2 separate regions of the Mus musculus genome follow, and region 1 is linked to region 2. The links are chromatin loops, found by intact Hi-C in ENCODE. Cell type or tissue: heart. All regions are shown on one strand. Each heading gives the region's core, and the rest is flanking DNA. Links, peaks and the distances in the headings are about the cores only. Region 1 overlaps E030030I06Rik (RIKEN cDNA E030030I06 gene). Region 2 has its middle 22 kb from the start of Gm34267.

The links. A loop is a pair of places that touch in the nucleus more often than their neighbours do. Peaks named below come from ENCODE experiments on the same cell type or tissue, not always from the same donor. Only the 100,000 strongest peaks of a DNase experiment are listed, where the experiment ranks them.
Region 1: it touches region 2 in a loop (2.2-fold over the local background); 15 of 42 quality-filtered maps call a loop at or near these places.

Annotation. Positions count from the first base shown.
Region 1 is chr10:22,135,754-22,145,374 of GRCm38, forward strand. It overlaps E030030I06Rik (RIKEN cDNA E030030I06 gene), which reads right to left. Exons shown (of 2, transcript NM_001254745.1): 2 at 8,551-8,761. The coding sequence ends at 8,668. Among named protein-coding and RNA genes, the nearest start is that of E030030I06Rik, 8.7 kb to the right of the region's middle. In heart, for the core only: a CTCF peak has its summit at 5,381 (motif pointing right); a DNase peak (open chromatin) is centred at 5,368; H3K4me3 peaks cover 736 bases; H3K27ac peaks cover 430 bases.
Region 2 is chr10:22,032,229-22,041,849 of GRCm38, forward strand. No RefSeq gene overlaps it. Among named protein-coding and RNA genes, the nearest start is that of Gm34267, 22 kb to the right of the region's middle. In heart, for the core only: CTCF peaks have their summits at 2,240 (motif pointing right) and 4,234; no DNase peak of the experiment used is centred there.

The DNA.
Region 1 (9,621 bases), core at 1,096-9,095, 100 kb after region 2:
CATTCGATTCTGCTTCATCTTCCTTCCACCCCCTCTTCCTCCCTCCTCTGAGATCTCTCCTCCTATCTTTTCCTTCCCCTGACCAATCTTTGGCTAATGCCTTTGTTTGAGCAGTCAAACACACACACACACACACACACACACACACACACACACACACACACACACACACGGTCAAACACATGATGAAGCACTCTACCATCTATCCTAATTTAGATAGTTTACAATTCTATACCAGAATTATGTTTTGATTTTAGTTTACATTACCATCTGAAAACCATCCTTTCATCCTATATCATATCTCTCAATACAAAACAACATAAGTTTTCTTATGAGACTATAACTAGTCTACAATCCTGTTAGAAATCCTGTCCCGTCCAGCAGGACCCAGTTATTCGTGGGTGGGAGGGGGACTGCAAACCTGAAGAGAAATGAGCGAGAAGAGAAAGAGAAGCAGAAACCAAGGAGGATTCCTGTCAAGGTCTCAGTTTATTAGGCTGAAACACCAGGTTTTAAGCACACAGCAAGGGAAATAGGGAGGGGTTGAGGGAAAATTAACTAAGAACAAAGAAGTGGGCATATGGGGGCATGAAGGCCGAATTCAGACTGCAGGTGAGAGGCACTCTGAGTCTATCTCTGGAATGTAGAATCCTCCTTAACAGCCTTAGGTGTCAGGCTTGGCTCAACACGTAACTCATGTCCTTAGAAGTCTTGGGAGTCAGGAAGAGATAAGGAAGAGGAGGCGACCTGCTCCTTAACACAAGGCCATTTGGCTTATTAGGATGGGAAACTGTGAAAGGCCTACTTTCTCATGGTATGGTCTCCAGCAAAATCCAAGAATGAATTAAAAACCACCTGAGTATATAAGAAGCACAAAACATAGCTTCTAAAACTTTAGCAGTTTGTAGAGACATTTAACTACCTGGACAGCCCCTAATTTCTCATAACATTGTAGCATCTGTCTTCAGCCTTTTGACCCAGTACCATCTGTCAGATCTTGAAATCAAGCAGGAACCAGGACTAGCTTACCCTATCTTGGCAGAGCTTACCAGTTGACTATCTCACATCTGTTTGTCTGTTTTGGGCAGTAGTTTGTCTGCAGATGATAAAGGCAATTTGTTTCCCATGGCTACCTTGCCATGATAAGCAACCTCTTCTGTAAAGATGCTCAGTATCTTCTTTGAACCATAAAGGGGGAGCTGTCAGGAGCAGACGTATCTCATGGTCAAATGATCCTTAATAATGAAATAGTATTCAATGTCACACTACCTATCGATATAAAGTATATCTGAACTGTTAAACCTTAACCACTCTTAGCCATTCTATTTGAATAAATTGAAAATACTTCATTATAATTGAATCATAATCTAACATAACCATGACTTTGCTATCTGGTCCTTAACTTGTGTTACTAATCATCCTAAACAGGTTGTAATAACAGCTATTAGAAGGACTGGGTCAAAGCCTTGTACTCTTAAATTAGTTGCATAGGCACAACACCTAACTAAGAGTAACATTATTAATTTCTAATTTTGTATCTATATACAGATTTATACCAATGAAAACCTTAATCCTATATCAAATTCTGTACCAATGTAAGAAATTATAACTTTAATTTTACATCAATTATAAAGCTTTCTATCAATGTACGATTATGGCTATACAATGTTTTGTTTAAGAGTAAATTTGACAACCTATTCCTATTTGTCTATTCTTCTAACTTCTATGATATTACTATATTCCTCCTTTTCTCTTCAAATCCCTTTTACTTTACTTAAGAAAGAAGGATAGAGAAGAAGAAAGAAAAGATAGAAATCTCTGAGTCTAAGCTCTCTAGTTTCCTCCCTGTCCAAAGCTACAACACTTGCAAACTATCCCTTAAAGTTAAACATATCTATAATTCCTAAAATATCCAGAGCCATTCACCCCAACCCTAAGGGAATGGGGCAATAATCTTTTGCTTGCTTATAACATTACAATACAATAGTGTAATGTTAAGTGTAGGCCCCCAAGACCTGGTTGTTCCAGAGATGAGAGAGCCTGCATGTAAACCCAAGTGACATTATGTGACATTGCCCCCAAGTTATTTCTGTTGGTTTTGTTTGTTTGTGGGTTGTTGGTTGTTTTTTTTTTTGTTTTTTTGTTTTTTTTTGTTTTTTTTGAGACAGGGTTTCTCTATATAGCCCTGGCTGTCCTGGAACTCACTTTGTAGACCAGGCTGGCCTTAAACTCAGAAATCTGCCTGCCTCTGCCTCCCAAGTGCTGGGATTAAAGGTGTGTGCCACCACGCCCTGCAAATTATTTCTGAATTGTAAATAAAAGTGCCTATAAGTCAAAAACTTGGCAGTGTTGAGATAGGCATTTTCTGGTGTTCCCTGCCTGGGGATGGCAGGAGATCATAACAGAGGTAGATAGAAGAAGATAAATAGAGGAGAAACCACCATGAATTAAGAACCTTAAGTAATGGTCATGTATTAATGACTATTAAAGTAATTAAAGTAGTGGTCTAATTAGAGTTAAGAGCAGCCCAGACAAATCCATGGAAAATTATATAATGGAATTATTGGCTGAGAAATATGTATACAATATAGAGGATAGCTATCTGCCTAACTCTTGTGCTAACTAAGGCTTATCATAAATATAAAGGTTGTATGCATCTTTTATCCAGGAACTAAATGGTCAGAGGATGTGTAGAAATCCTGGGTTGAGATCAAATATTTTCTACCACACAAAACCAGATATCAGCACCTAGAATTACAATCTTACTTCCAGGGGACCAGCTCCAGCGAGGTTCTTCTTTCTTGTCAGTTATTCTTGAGGCAGCAGAGGGGGAAGAGCTTGGCAGAGGGGGAAGAGTTCCGTGGAGGGTAAGACTTTGTCTTACGACATATTTATGGTTGCTTTATAATAATAAAAACTTTACTTCTCTAAGTTACTATGCTACTGTATCTGATTAACTTATCTAAGTCTAAATTACTATGCTATTGTAGCTGACCTGCCCTCTGTGTTCATCTGAGGCCAGAGATTGTAGTCTCAGGCACTTAGCACCTCACCCTAAAACAGCAGGTAGGTTAGGGTTAGGGTTAGGGTTAGGGCCTTTTCCCTATTGTCCAGGCTAAGGGGAAGTTTGGAGCAATAAATTTCTATTGAACCAGGAAAAGAGAATAACACTCTCAAAAGGAAAAACTTTTACATAATCAAATATGCATAATCTCATATAAATTCATATACAGATTCATAATCAACACCTCCTAAGAGCAGCTCAAAGAGGCCTACGAACCAGGAGATTTAATGGTACCACACCAGTTCCAGGTGAGAGATGCAGTTCTTGTCCGATGATATCGAGCTGAGAATCTAAAACCTTGTTAGAAAGGCCCTTACATCGTGCTGCTGACCACCCCCACTGCTGTCAAAGTAAAAGGCATCTCTGTTTAGATTCATGCCTCTCACATAAAGCAAGCTCCTGAAAAATAAAACCCCCCTTGGTTGACCACCCTCATTTCTACTCTGATGGGCCCTCTAATAATTTTGCTCTTACTGCTGATGTGTGGCCTACTAAATCTTAATAAATTGGTGACCTTTATTAGAGAAAAAATTGGTGCCATCCAGCTGTTAGTACTAAGACAACAATACCAGTCTCTGCAGAACCTTGAAGAAGAGATTGCAGCTTAGTTCTAAGATTAGAACTAGTAACTAGAAGAAGTGGGGAATGAAAGATCCTGACAGAATGTAAAAGGTCACAGAAGCCCTGAAATTGGCAAAATAGATTTCTCTGTTAGCAGAACTAGCTTCACTGATTTAGAAAAATAGAGGTGCACAATGCTCTGGCCACTCCTTGAATTCGTGTGTCTGCCAATGTTCTAACCGTTCCTTAAACCCAGTTGTGTGCCCACTGCTGCACCTCACTGCCTGGTGTTTGTGATATTGGTTGCTGAGAAAGAGTCAGAAAATCTCCCCAGCAACCACAGCCCAGCCAATCCTGAGTTGCTACATACACCTGCACCAGACTCTTTCTTTGTACCCCTCCCATACCCATTTCTTGAGAATAGACATTGTTTAGATCTGGAAATCCCCTACTCCCCACTTCTCCCCAGGGCCTATAAAAACTGGGACCTCTTTCCCCTAGAGGTCGACTCCTCTACCTCTGTGTGGGATATGAGTTGTCCCCAGAGCTCCGGCTTTCCCCAAATAAAGCCTCCTGTGGTTTACATCAAGCTTGGTCTCTCCTGAGTTCTTGGGTGTCTGCTATTGTCCTGAGGCCTGAGCAAGGGGCTCCTCTCAGAGTCTTTCATTTGGGGGTTCATCCGGGATTGGCGTGACCACCCACGTCTCCGAAGACCCACTTGGAGGTGAAATTTTTTGTCTAAAATATTTCTGTGAGCCGGCGAGGTTCAGTGCTGAAATTTGCAGCCTCTACGTTTCGTGAGAAATGAAGACCTCTACCTTGGGATGAGGCACTGAGTGTGAACAGCAGAAGGGCTGCTGCTCGCTCTGGGGGGATGCCCTGAGCGAGAGGAAGGACTCCAGGAGTCTGTCTGGGGCAGAAAGTAAAGAGTTAATAGTCTTCCTAGATTGGAAGACTTAAGCACTTCCCTGACTTTTTTGCATTTCTGAGTTGTTTTTTGTCCGTTTGTCAGTGTGTGTTTGTTTTTTGTGTCTGTTTTCAGGTATTTGTCAGTGTGTGTGTGTGTGTCTGTTTTGTGTTTGTTTCGTGTTTTCCGTGATATTGGATGGACTGTAACGACCCCCACTAAGTTTGACTTTAGACCACTGGACTGAAGTTAGATCAAGGGCCCATAATCTTTCAGTAGAAATTAAGAAGGGACCTTGGCAGACTTTTTGCTCCTCCGAGTGACCGACTTTTAATGTAAAATGGTCACTAGAGGGGACTTTTGGTTTGACTCTTATCTTTGAAGTTAAAGCCACTGTTTTTCAGAGCAGACCTGGGTCCCACCTGGATCAACAGCCCTACCTCTTCTAGAATTCACTGCCATAAATCAAACCATAGATTCCCCATGCGTCTCAGAGCCCTTCCCCCTCTGCTCCCACGCGCACGGGTGGGTCAGCACAGCAGCAGCAGAGGCGGCGGTTAAAACCCTGCCTGGACCAGCATGCTTTCTGGCCCGGCTGTGACAAGGCGGGCAGGGCTCGCCCTGCCACGCCAACTCCTCCTCCAGCTGCTTTCGCTCCCCGGGTGAGCATGCAGCCCCAAGCCCGAAACAGAGCCTCATCTTCAACCCACAGCTCCTTCCCCTCTGCCCTATCTTCTGCTTCCGAAGGTCCCTGCTCCCAGCTCTGGGATTGCCGGCGGCAGTCAGAGGACCAAGGACCGGAGGCTGGGACCCAGAGCTGACAAGCCCAGAGTCCCCCAGCAGATGGAGCTCCTGACACCACTTCTGCCTTTTCCTTTGTGAGCTGTAGGCGACCTGCCCACTGACCACTCCTCTCAGAGACTTTCAGTCTTGGGTCGGACACAGTTTGTAGAGCAGGCTGTCCTCAAACCTGTAAAAGCCTGACTCTGCCTTTCCTTTTCGTTCTTTCTTTTTGTTTGTTTGTTTGTTTTATTTTTTGTTTTGTTTTGTTTGTTGAGACTCTGTAGAGTGAGGCAGGCCTCTAACTCAGAAATCCGACTGCCTCTGCTTCCCAAGTGCTGGGATTAAAGGCACTGCCTAGCCTGTTATTTTTGCTTTTTGTTTTTGAATAGTGAGAAACATGATCTATTTAGTCCTGTTGTCTGTAGAAGTTTGATAAGGAAGGCCATTTGGATTTTATTAAAGAGTTTTTGACTGATTGCATTTCAGCTTTCACTGAGTATCTTTCTTATGATCAGAAAGTAGAACTATAAATTTATTCTTTTGAATTATTTACTATCAAGTGCTTTTGTGCAGTGTTGCTATATTACATGGTTGGTTACATAGAATGAAGAGGTGGTGAAATCTATGTTTCTAGTTATCTGTGATGTCCCTGAGCAGGCTGGCTTAGTCTGGAACCACAGGTATCTGAAACCAAGTCTGCATAGAAAGTTTCTTGGAGTTCCAGAGTGAGTTCCAAGTCAGCCAGGGCTACACAGAGAAACCCTATCTCATAAAAAAAAAGAAAAATAATAATAGGAAGAAAGAAAGAAAGAAAGTAAGAAAGAAAGAAAGAAAGAAAGAAAGAAAGGAAGGAAGGAATGAAGAAAGGAAGAGAGAGAGAGAGAGAGAGAAAGAAAGAAAGAAAAGAAGAGAAAAGAGAACTCACTCTGTAAGCCAGGGTGACCTTGGACGCAGAAATCTGCCCAAGGTTAAAGGTGTGTGCCACAACTGCCCCAGCTCTACTCTAATTCTCTCTCTCTCTTTTTTCTGTCTGTCTGTCTGTATGTATGGAAGTAATATTAATCCATTAATATCTCTTTTTCCTAAAATTCATGTCACTTCTCCTTACTTTTTCTCTCTCACTCACTCCATGTTTGTGTGCATGTGTGTGTGTGTGTGTGTGTTAGTCTAGGGTACACAGATCAAAGAAATCATATTTCCCAGGGATTCTTAGAAATAAACAAGGAATTCTAACCATCATCACCATCACCACCAATAAAAAGGCTGTGGAAACTGTTTCATGTCCCTCTCCCCCACAGGTGAGGATGTAGCTGCTTAATACTCCATGTGTGTATGTGTTTCCATGGCCAGCTAGTACCAACCCCAGATTTGTGTTTCAGAGATCTTTACTTATTTATTTCTCATGCCTGGTCTTGAGTGGGTGGTAGGCCACCACACTTCCAGAAAAACAACATAAAATCAACTAACAAACCAACCCGAAAATGTAAAAGAATGGATTCATCTGGCATTTAAAAGTAATAGACTGCCGGGCAGTGGTGGGGCATGCCTTTAGTCCTACTACTTTGTAGGCAGAGGCAGACAGATTTCTGCGTTCCAGGCCAGCCTGGTCTACAGAGTAAGTTCCAGGACAGCCAGGGCTACGCAGAGAAACATTGTCTTGATCTCAGCACTGGGGAGAGGCAGAGGCAGAACTTACTTGAGAGGCCGGCCTGGTCTGTCTTGTATGTTTTTGCACCATGTACAGAGACTTTGCATCTCATAAATGAATGAATACAGAGAAAGATATTCATCCATCTATACATGCATGTGCGATGGCTCAGAGGGCAAAGCTGCTAGCTGTTAAGGTACAGGTAAACTATTAAGGCCTAGATCGAATGTGAAGGCCTACTTCAGATTAGATAAGGCCTAGGTAACCTCTTACCTGGCTAGCCTGCCATTTTGTGCTGTTAACTACTATTATAAGGACACTTTCTCATACCTTGTTTCTGCTTTTACTGCCCGAATTGATTACATATTCTTATTGGTTGTGTCCTCGGAAACCAATCATGAAAGAAGCCAATCGAACTGCTTCCTTTGTTCTATAGTAATCTGCAATAGGCTTGGACCCAAACTGACCACCTAGCAGCATTTCCTGTACTCACCCATGTATACACTTTTATGGCATTTGCTCTTAGAAGCTGCCCTGGGGCTGGACCCCCCCACCCCCAACACAAGAGAGACACCCACACCACCGATTCAGTGCACAGACTACTATGATTGGAGCTTTTTATTACTGTTGATTGTTGAGTATGTCTCTGAATAAATGAAATATAGTAGGTTAGGTCAAGCACCCCGAGCACTGGCTACTCTTCCAGAGGACCCAGGTTTGATTACCCAGCACCCACATTAAAGCTAACCAGCATCTGGAACTCCAGATTTCAATAGGAAACTCCTTTACAATAGGAAAACACTGCCTATTGGTTTATTTGTTCAAATGTACAATAGGCTATTTATAAATAAATGGATCTCCAGTGAAGTATGTTAAAACTGCAACTGTTATAAATGGAAATCTAAATGAGAAGAAAATAAGGCATATTTGATATGTAAATTGAGAACAAACATTCTGGTATGATAATAGATTTTTGTCCTCAAAACACAGAAACAACAAAATTATCCACTAAACACTAGTAAGACAGGAATGTAAAAATTAAGGAAGGGAGAAAAAATGTTTTCAAAAGGAAATCTTTGGAGATTGGTGTACTGCAAATGAGACTTCCTACCCACACTCCTGGTAGACATAAATACTGGCAACTGCCAACTGCTCAAGGCTGTCAGAGATCTAAACAGTGGGTCTGAAATAAACGAGAAGCATTATTTTTTAAAACAAGGATCTATCTCCGTGGATACTCGTTGACCTGAGTCTTAAACAAGAAGAAAACCACTAGAATTACTCAGATGTGTCTGTTTCCCTTTTACAGACCTCAATGTTCCTTGACTCCAAGTGAGGTTCATGACTTCCATGATGATATACTTACAAAGGAATACAACCACAGAGCTAAAACCTCATCGTTACTCATTTTCACTGAAGCAAGCACCCCCCAATAGATTATTCACCCACAAAATAACATGTTTATTTGTTGTGTCCGGCCAGCGGCTCACATGTCCGGGTTCTAGTCTGGAAATGCATCTTGGAATCTGGAAGAGAATAGGGGACTAGGCGAACGCGAGAATGATAAAACCAAGGCAGTCATTCTGATCAAGGTTCGATTTTACTAATTCCGACACTCAGTTATGAAGCAGGGGAAGGGGCCCGATTCCCGCCAAATCATCGTGGAGTAAGGTTGCAGGTGAACACGCGAAGGCTCCGGAACAGCTAGGACGCAGGCAGTGGGAGTGGCAGGATGATAGGGCGGCAAGCTCCGCCCCAATGCTCTCTAACACTGAAACCTGAGCAAACAGGTTTCAGGCTGGGGAGGGGAGGTTACATTTATTAATGAGGGCTCTCATGAATCAAGACCTCTGAAATCCTGGCTTTACAATTTACAATAAAATATAAATATATGATGTTCTTAAAGTCACACTTCTCTTCTTTTATATTCCTTACACATTGCTGAGAACTTTAAAAAGAGAAAACGAGAAACATTTCCTTAAATAATCGCAACACTACAAATCTTATTTTTCTTTGCCCTTAAAACTGTGACTAAATACTCTAATAATAATGTGCTCAAAACATTTATGGATTACAACCTTATCTTCTGGCAGACAATCACCATGGCATCAGAGCTATTCCTTGAATTTGAAGCCTTTTTATTGCTAATCTAGCAAACTTACAGTCTGGGGCGACATAGGTAACACTTACCTATGTCTCAGTGCACTGAACAGGAACACATACCAGTTTTCTGTTGATCCTGATATTCCTTCACTGACAGCAGAATTGTCTGAGTAGCCAACCAATGAATCAGGTGTCTTTCCTACAACTAGTTTTTAGAAAAGAGGTCTTTCCTCAACACTCGTTGAAATAAATGGAACTCAAGTTTTCGCACATGTTAGTGACTCGTCAAGGCCTTTTTATAGAGGTCAACTTGTGTGTCCGCAAGGGAAAATTTAACTGTATATATTGAGTGACTCTGACAAGTGTTCTGCGTGTCTCATCTACCCAATCAGCAAATTCCTGTAATTAAACTGTCACAAGCATAAGCGCGGCTTTGTAAAGCTGGGCAGGATAACTGAGGGAAGTAATAACTGAAATAAAGAGGAGATGGTCTCCTGAAGCTCATGCTGGATTCGAACTTGCCAAGCAGCTGGAATGACCCTGACCTCCTGCCTC
Region 2 (9,621 bases), core at 1,008-9,007:
ACATCCATAGACCACTTTAGACCTATGTGATTTGGCTAGAATGCAGACATATCCTAATTACACACCTTTAATCCCAAACAATGAAAGTAAGGTTCGTTTATAGAAGGAAGAGTCATGTTTGTAAGTGACATCTCATTGAGGGGCCAAGTGATGAATCGGAGAGATAACAGAATGAGTCAGAGATAGGATATGCCCAACTCTCATGAGAACAGCACAACCCTCACAAGAACAAAGAGGAAAGAAAGGACTTAAGAGAGTTGGGGAGGGAGGGCAGTTTACAGAGACAGGTTACAGGAGAGGACTGAACAAGCCAGAGAATAAGAAGAGGCCAGACAGAAGGTTAGAACAGATTGATAGTTTGAGGGTAAACAGACTAAGACTAATTCAGTCAGAAGCCAAGAGAAACCAGTTTGAATCAGTCAGTTTGGAGAGGGGTTTGGGCCACAATCAAAGAATTGAATCAGACCAAGTTCAGGAAGAACTAGAAAGGGTAAGCCTCCAAGATGACAGTTACATCTGGTGAATACGTTACTTTTAGAGTCCTGGTAGTTCTCTTACATGGTTATGATGTTATATACTGTAATGACTAAGACTCTAGGATTGTGCTTAATCAAAAAGAAGCAAATCTATGTTTTCATAGTCTCCAGAAAGGACAGTTTGAACCCATTCACCCCAAACAGTGATAAAAGAATATCCTTATTTTTAACTGGTAAACTACAAAACCATGATCACCCGGCAGAGATGTCCATACAAGGATCTGTAAGAAAGATCTACCCAGAAAGCAGTTCTTAGGTTATAGTCTGGGGCTTGGCACAGTAGAGAAACTCTTTGAGGACCTTGGTTCAGATCCAGACATGGCTCCGTCATGATTTCTGTTGTCCCAGCGCAGAGCTTGTAGCTCCTGATTCATATTTAGCACATCACTTGGTTTTGTGAATAAAGCTTTTCCTGTTCACCTGGTCACTTATTTCTGTATTGTCTGTGACAGCGTCTTTCACAGTAAGAGCTGAGCGACTGTGATAGACCTGACATTTACATGAACAGTTTATGAAGCTCCCCATAATTTCGTAAGTGCTACCATAATTATCTAAAATATTTTAGCAGGACTCCCAAGGATATCCTGACTTACTAGTAGCCAAGTACCAGCTTTAAAGTAGCTCTTTAACTTTTGTCTAAAAAAATTATTTGTAGCCTAGAAACATTCATTGGAAAGGGGGAAAAATGGAGGAAAGAGAAAAAATGATGCTATGCTCTCAATATTTCCATATTATTATGAAATGCACACTTTATGTATATGTATGTATATGTATCATAGATATGTAAATGTATATATGTATTGAAGGTCAGGGGATGCTTCCTTTGATCTTTACAAATGTTTTCTGATATGCAGAAAGCATTTTTCCTTTGCTCCCATTATTACACGGTAAATAATCTTTAAAGTTTCCTATCTAAAATGCTTAGTTGGGTGAGATCCAATTAAGAAATGTCTAAACATACAAAAAATTACTCCTTTATTAAATTTTGAATCTAAGGAGACAGTGAAAAATTAATAGGGAGAGTCAGGCACAGTGGCACAACTTTAATCCCAGCACTTAGGAGCAGAGACCAATAGATCTCTGAGTTCAAGCCCAGCCTGATCTACAGAGTGAGTTCCAGGACAACCAGGATTACACAGAAGAGCACTGTTTTGATGGGGAAAAATTAATAGGGAAAGTTATTGAGCTCTACAAAACACACTTTTAAAACCCCAGGTTTAAAATAGCCACTACTTTTGAATGGTAAGATAAAAACAAGGCAATCTTTCCAATTTGCAGAATGTTTTCTAATGAAGTCTTTTCCCAGTAAAGGAGCCTCTGAACTCCAGAAGCAGATCTGGGCCATTACAGTTCACAGGCTCCACGAGTCAGTAGTTGCTGGAGCACCGAGGATAAAACACTGAGAAAGTATTTATCACACACAATTTTATTTAAGAGACAGGGTGTTTTTCCCCCTCATAGAGCTTTAAAGTGGATTTTCCCTTTGGTTGTTGAAACTACTCATGAAAATCATAACCCCTCCTGGCGTCGGGGAACTGATATCACCTAAAACGCTCTCGCAAAGTCTAATCAGAAGGCTAAGTATAATTTCAGTAGAGGTCCAAATTCTCTCTTCTTTTTGATAAAGCATTTTTTTCACCTCTTCGGGAATAAAGATGAACCTATTTGCTTCTGGAGGGTCCTCTTTTTATTAGGACACCAAAAGCACTTCTGTTACAGTTGCCTTACAGCTATTCTGCCACGAGGTGGCGATAAAACACTTTGAACGTTTATTTTTTTAAAAAAGTCAAGTACTGGCTGTTTTGCCTCATAACTGATCCCCCCCCGCCCCCCCCCCCCCCCGTGTAATACAAAATGTATATACAGCATGATTTTGTTTCACGCTGTGACTCATATTCAGGTCTAAGAACTGTGGGGATTTTTCTGAAACCTAAATCATGAGCCCTGAAATCACTCAGAGACAAGGGATGTAGCAATAGAGACTGCTGTGATCAGATGTGACTGGTCCATGCCTTCCACTGTGTCAAAGTGTTTCTTTCACCTGTGTGTGCTGGATGCTGACATTCCCATCAGCACCTTGCAGCAGCGATTTAGGAAATCAAGGTAGTTTCTGGTGAAATGAGGACATTTATATAGGTGTGGATCACCTGTGAGCTGAGTTCACAGAGGCAGTAGCCAAGCTGGATCATAGTATAGGGCTCATGGCTGTCAGAGCAGTCATCACCGGCAGTTTACCCTTAGTCTACCCAAGCAACTGCCACCCAAGCAGGCTGATGCTCTGTAGACAGTAAAGACTCCCAGGGCTGAGGATCTAGTTCATCGATAGACACCCTGAGCTTTATCTCCAACACCTCAAGGTGGGGGGAAAAGGGAAAGCCATCGGGAAAGCAAAAGCATTTTCTGAAAATAGATAAAGGCTCAACCGAGAAGATATTTATAAAGTGGCATTTCAAAAGAACAAGCATAAGAAAAACTGTCAACAGAGAAGGAGGAATTAGTGCAGTAAAGCAAGATAACCCTTTAAAGAGAAAAGGTTTAAAGTGGATAACGCTATAAATCAAGTTAACACTTTAAAGCGGTTGGCCAGGATATTTTGAGGCTCTCTCTTCAGTGTCCTGACATGACTGGGAAGAGTTTCACTCATGAAAAACACGTCCCTGTATTTTAAGAAGTTTTCTCAATTCCTTGCCTTTAAGGAGAGGTAGAAGTTGAGCAAAGGAGATGGCTCAACGGTAAACTGTTTATACACAATCCCTCGGAGCAGAGTATGATCTCCCAAAACCCACATAAAAGTGCTGAGAGTGGTGTGGTCTCCTATTATCCTAGTTCTGGGGAAACAGAGACAGGAGGGTCCCTGGAGGTGACAAAAGGCAAGCTCCAAGTTCCAAAGAGAAATTCTACGTCAAACATAGTCACCAAGGCCTTTAATCTCAGTACTTAGGAGGGAGAGGCAGGCAGATCTTTATGAGTGGGAGGTCAGCCTGATTTGCATAGATGGTTCCAGGCCAGGCAAAACTGCTTAATGAGATCCTGTCTCAAATAATAATGATAATAATAATGATAACAATAAATAAGAACAAAAATGATAATAATTTGTTGTTGGCACTTGGACGGATCTAAGAAAGCATCATCCTAAGTGAGGTAACCCAGACCCAGAAAGACAAAAATGGCATGTTCTCAGTTGTAAGTGGATATTAGCGGTAAAGGATAATCATGCTATAATCCACAGACCTAGAGAGGCTAAGTAACAAGGAAGGCTTAAAGGAATAGGGTGGGGGTATTGGGGCGAGCACATGGATCTTCCTGGGAAGAAGAAATAGAATGGATTTTGATGGCAAACTGGGCGTGGCTGGGGATGGGAACGGGAGTGATCTGGTAGAGAGGGTGGAAGGAGAGTATTGGGAGGGACGACTGAAATTGGTGGACATTTCAGGAATGAGATAGAAATGTAATGCAATGGAAATTCCATATAATCTATAAGGGTCATACTAGCAAGGACTTGTAATGAGGGACACAGAGGCTGAACTGGCCATCCTCTGTAACCAGGCAAGATCTCAAATGGAGGGATTGGACCCTACCACAAAACCTCAGACCTACAGTTTGCAGGATACACAGGAACCAGAGCCGAGCACAGTCATGTCAGAGATCAGAGTCTTCATCCAGGAACGGATAGGAACAAATGCAGTCCCACAGCCAAACATTAGGTGGAGCTCGGGAGTCCTGTGGAGAAGGTGGAGGAAGGATTGGACAGCAATAAAGGACACCACAAGAACATGACACCCTCAATGTAGCCATTTTTACTATATTAATCCTGCCAATCCATGAGCATGGGAGATCTTTCCATCTTCTGAGATCTTCAATTTCTTTCTTCAGAGACTTGAAGTTCTTATCATACAGATCTTTCACTTGCTTGGTTAGAGTCACACAAAGGTATTTTATATAATTTGTGACTATTGTGAAGGGTGTTCTTTCCCTGCTTTCTTTCTCAGCATCTTTCTCCTTTGAGGTTTAGTAAAGTTTCTTTTATGAATGTGGATGCCCTTGCATTTGGAGCATAGACATTCAGAATTGATAGTTCATCTTGGAAGATTTTACCTTTGTGAGTATCCCTCCTTGTCTATTTTATAGTAGTCTCCTGAGAGGTTCTACCACTGCCTGACAAATACAGAGGTGGCTGCTTGCCCCCAACCATTAGAATGAGCACAAGGTCCCCAGTGGAGGAGTTAGAGACAGGACCAAAGAAGCTGAAGTGGTTTGCGGCTTCACAGGAGGAACAACAATATGAATACTACTCCCAGATTTCCCAGGAACTAAACCATGAACCAAAGAGTATACTTGGAGGGAACAGTGTACTCCAGCCACACATGAAATAGAGGATGACTTTGTTGGACATCAATGGGAGGAGAGGCCCTTGGTCTCATGAAGGCTCGATGCCCCAGTGTAGGGGAATGACAGGATAGGGAAGTGGGAGTGGGTGATTTGGTGAGCAGGGGATGGCAGAATGGGATAGGGGCTTTTCAGAGGGGAGACCGGGAAAGGAGATAACATTTGAAATGTAAATAAAGAAAATATCTAATAATAAAAAAGAGGAACAGCTCTGCTGCTGCGAACTCCAGGACAGTAGTAGTTTCCCTCAATTAACACCTTTTTGTAGAATATCTTTCTATGTCACTAACCTTCTTGCTATTATCCTGATTTGCACACACCATCTCTTTCCAGCTGGGATACCACCAACGTATTCTGTTCTCTCCCAACACCTGGGGTTTTATATCCTTAGGCCCTGAAAAATAACTTATCTGCTCCCCTAGAACTTCCCTGTTTTCCTCCACTCATGGCCCTTAACTGAACTCTGCATGTGTTTTCATAACTCGTTTTCCAATCTTTGCCCTGGTAGAAACCCAGATTTTGGTGGAAAGGTTTCGGGATTCTGTGAGTAACCCCAAAGTAGAGAGAAAGTGGAAAGAGAGTGAATAGTTAAAGCTTTCGCTCACCCATTTCACACCAATTGTATTTGAAAGGATATCTTTCATCCCACCTGGTAAAAAAACTTTTAGCAGCTGGTTGAAACTTTTCCTCTGGGAATATTTAATGGCTTCCAGACCTGTTTCCTGAATGTACCCCAATATTTTCTTTGTTCCTATGTTTTTCTGTATAGACTAAAATACAGGAGGCATTTTAGGATCAGTGTCACCCACCAGTCACCTTCCTAAAGACATACAACTATGTCACTCTGATATTAATTTTCAATAACCAGTACACATCATAGTTGTGACTGGTTCCAAATCCATGAGCATGTTCCTCTCTATTATGCATCACTTCTTATGAACCCAATTACCTTGTGTCCTATATCAGTATCTAGTTTCATAATTTTAAATACAAAGGAAGACATGTTCTTCCTTATTATGAAGGTAAGTAAATTTGCATGGAGAGGTTAAAAAAGAGAAATTGGACTGAATTCCTCTTTGTTGAGTCTTCGTGTGGTTTCTGTGTCAGGGTGACTATGACCTCATAGGATGAGTTTAGCTATGCTTCTTCTGTTTCTACTTTGTGAATAATTTGAGGAGTATTGCACTAACTTTTTTTTGAACTGAAAGACTCCGAGAGGAGCCCCTCACTCAGGCCTCAGGACAATAGTGGACACCCAAGAACTCACGATAGACCTAGCTTGTTGCAAATCACATGAGGCTTTATTCGGGGAAAGCCAGAACTCTGGGGACGACTCATATCCCACGCAGGGGTAGAAGAGTCAACCTCGAGGGGAAAGAGGTCCCAGTTTTTATAGGCCCTCAAGGGGGAAAGGAGAAGGGGGGGAGTAGCAGATTTCCAGATCTAAACAATGTCTATTCTCAAGAAATGGGTATGGGAGGGGTACAAGGAAAGAGTCCGGTGCAGGTGTAGCAACTCAGGATTGGCCAGGCTGTGGTTGCTGGGGAGATTTTCTGACTCTTTCCCAGCAACCAATATTACAAACACCTGGCAGTGAGGTGCAGCAATGGGCACACACAATGTTAGAACATTGGCAGACACACAGGTTCGAGGAGTGGCCAGAGCATTGTGCACCTCTATTTTTCTAAATCAGTGAAGCTAGTTCTACTAACAATGAAATCTATTTTGCCAATTTCAGGGCTTCTGTGACCTTTTACATTCTGTCAGGATCTTTCATTCTCCACTTCTTTTAGTTACTGCAATCTCTTCTTTAAGGTTCTGCAGAGACTGGTATTGTTGTCTTAGTACTAACAGCTGGACGGCACCAATCTTCTCTCTAGTAAAGGTCACCAATTTATTAAGAACTATCAGGCCACATGTCAGCAGTAACAGCAAAATTATTAGAGGGTCTATCAGAGTAGAAATGAGGGTGGCTACCCAAGGGGATTTATTCTTTGACAGCAGTGGGGGTGGTCAGCAGCACGATGCAAGGGCCTTTCTAACAAGGTTTTAGATTCTCAGCTCTATGTCGTCAGATGAGAACTGCATCTCCCACCCGGAGCTGGTGTGGTACCATCAAATCTCTTGGTTCGTAGGCCTCCTTGAGCTGCTCTCAGGTGGTGTTTCTGACCACTTCTAGGGCTTTCATGAATGTAAACAAAAAGGACCAGGGTTAAATTTTAAAGGATCTAACACTCTCCCCACTTCAGTGAGCGGGGGAGGCCCCCTGTACAGGATTTCATATGGAGTGAGCTTAAATGATCCCAGTGTGTTCCTGATGTGGAACAAGGCAAAGGGAAGGAGGGCTGTCCAGTTATTTCCACGGGTCTCTAAGGTCAATTTAGTCAATTTTAAAATTTTTTTTTATTTTTATCCTTTCTACCTAGCCTGAACTCTGGGGTCTATAAACATAATGTAATTTTCAATCAATCCCCAGTTGGATGGCCAGTCCCTGACTTACCTGGGCAACAAAGGCAGGTCCATTGTCAGACCCTATTATCTTAGGTATTCCAAACCATGGAAAAATTTCTTCTAGGATTTTTTTAACCACAACATTGGCAAGTTTCTTTTTTTGTTGGGTAGGCCTCCACCCATCCTGAAAAGGTATCTATAAAAACTAAAAGATATTTATTACCCTACTTAGCTGGCTTTACTTCAGTAAAATCTACTTCCCAATAGGCTCCAGGGTGATCTCCTCGTAGTCTTCTCCCTGGAGGATATCTTGAATGTCCTGCATTAGTCATGGCACACGGTACAGTTCTTAACTACTGCTTCTGCAACATCAGAGAGTCTTAAACATAAAAAGCAGATGCTTTGACCAGCATTTGCAGGGTTTGACTCCCAGGTGGGACAGCAGATGTATATTTTCAATAAATCTTTTCCCTTCCTTTTGTGGTAATATTATTTTACCATTACTGGCTGCTTGTTGGCCCTGTGAATTTTCTGCAGTAAACCCTAAATTGTCCATTAGTTTCATATCTTCAGGGGTATACTCAAAACTCTGGCTGCACAGTTCCAGTTCTGGCAGAGCAACTTTCTGGAGAGGTTCTATCTGTTGAGTCCAGAAGGGCAGTATCTTAGGGCCGAGTGCAGCCTGTTTAGCTTTAACATAAGCCATGTTATTTCCCCTTGTCACAGCATCGTGTCCTTTTTGATGTCCAGGACAATGTATAATGGCCACTTTGGCAGGCAGATGAATAGCCTCAAGGAGGCTCAGAATCTCCTCTTTATTTTTTATGTCCTTGCCTGCTGATGTCAGCAACCCTCTTTGTCTATAGATGGCACCGTGGATGTGGGCTGTAGCAAAAGCATACCTGCTATCGGTGTAAATGTTGATGGACTGCCCCTCAGTCATCCGAAGGGCTTGGGTCAGGGCAATTAATTCAGCTTTTTGAGCTGACGTACCTTCTGGCAAGAGGAGTTGTCTGAAGAGAAAAGGGAACAACACCCTGAATCAGCCATGGCTTCCTAGTAAAGGCCTATTCACCCTAAGAAAATGAATTATATAGAAGAAGATTCATCCAAGGAAGATTGTGGATGCTGGGGATGGTGTTCAGTAGGGGCCTCCTGGTGTGGCAACTCATTCTGCAAGATGCTCTCTTCTGCTGTGGCCAATCCCAGCTCTCTTGCAGTTTCTGAGACCTGGGAGAGGAAGGCAGTTACTAAGACACAGGCATGGAGGGGACAGACATGGCAGCTGTGAGGCTGCTGCCTCCCCCCACCTCAACTGTACTTGTCAACATTAATATTTTAACTGAAATTATTGATGTTAAATCTGAAGACAGGCAAAGTGTTCAACAACAGTCACAAAAAACATGTTCTGACAAAGATCAACTCAGGCTTCTATCAGTTCCAACCAAGAACATGGCAAAGGAAGAGACCTCAATGGATTACAGGAAGAATGGAGAAGGGCACATGACACCCAGACCAATGATAATGAGAAGCACTCATTTGACATTTGTACTTGGCTCTAATGCCTCCAAGGTGCAGGCACATGGGATATCATATGACCTCTACCTGTCTCCTGTCTAAGGACCCAGAACTCACTCAAACCTCTGCATAGTATTCCACCTATCATGAGGACATGCAAGAATGTGACATGTTATTCACCTGTCACCCTTAGTCGACTGCAGATTAAAGCAGAGTTGAAAGGTACACTTGCCAGTTGTAACGGTTTCTCAAAAGAGGCTAATTCAGTGACCAGTGTTGCTGGTCTTCTCCTGTTTGTTCCTTTTTACCACTCAGGTTCAAGTCCACTAAATATTGATGGATGATGGCCAAATCAGCCTGTACTTCCTTGCTCTCCTGCTGCAACATCACCAACTTCTTCTTTATAAGATTCTTCTCCATCAGGAGCCGGCTGGACAGGTTACTGTAAACACACTCTGCATGGTAGAGCCTGCAGCCTCCTCCTCCCATTTCTACTTACAGGTCCCATTAACCTGACCTGTACCCTGGCTCCCATGAAGACCTAATACAGTCCACCTCAATACATCTATGACAGCTGCACAAACAGCAAACAGCCATTTCAGGGAAAAAGAAATTATTGCTGCAGCCCAAACACCAATAAGGGTCCATGTTTCTCCATAAGAAAGAGGGATCTCCATCTACCCATGACAACGCATGCATTGGGGCAACACCAATTACGGTGCAAATGCAA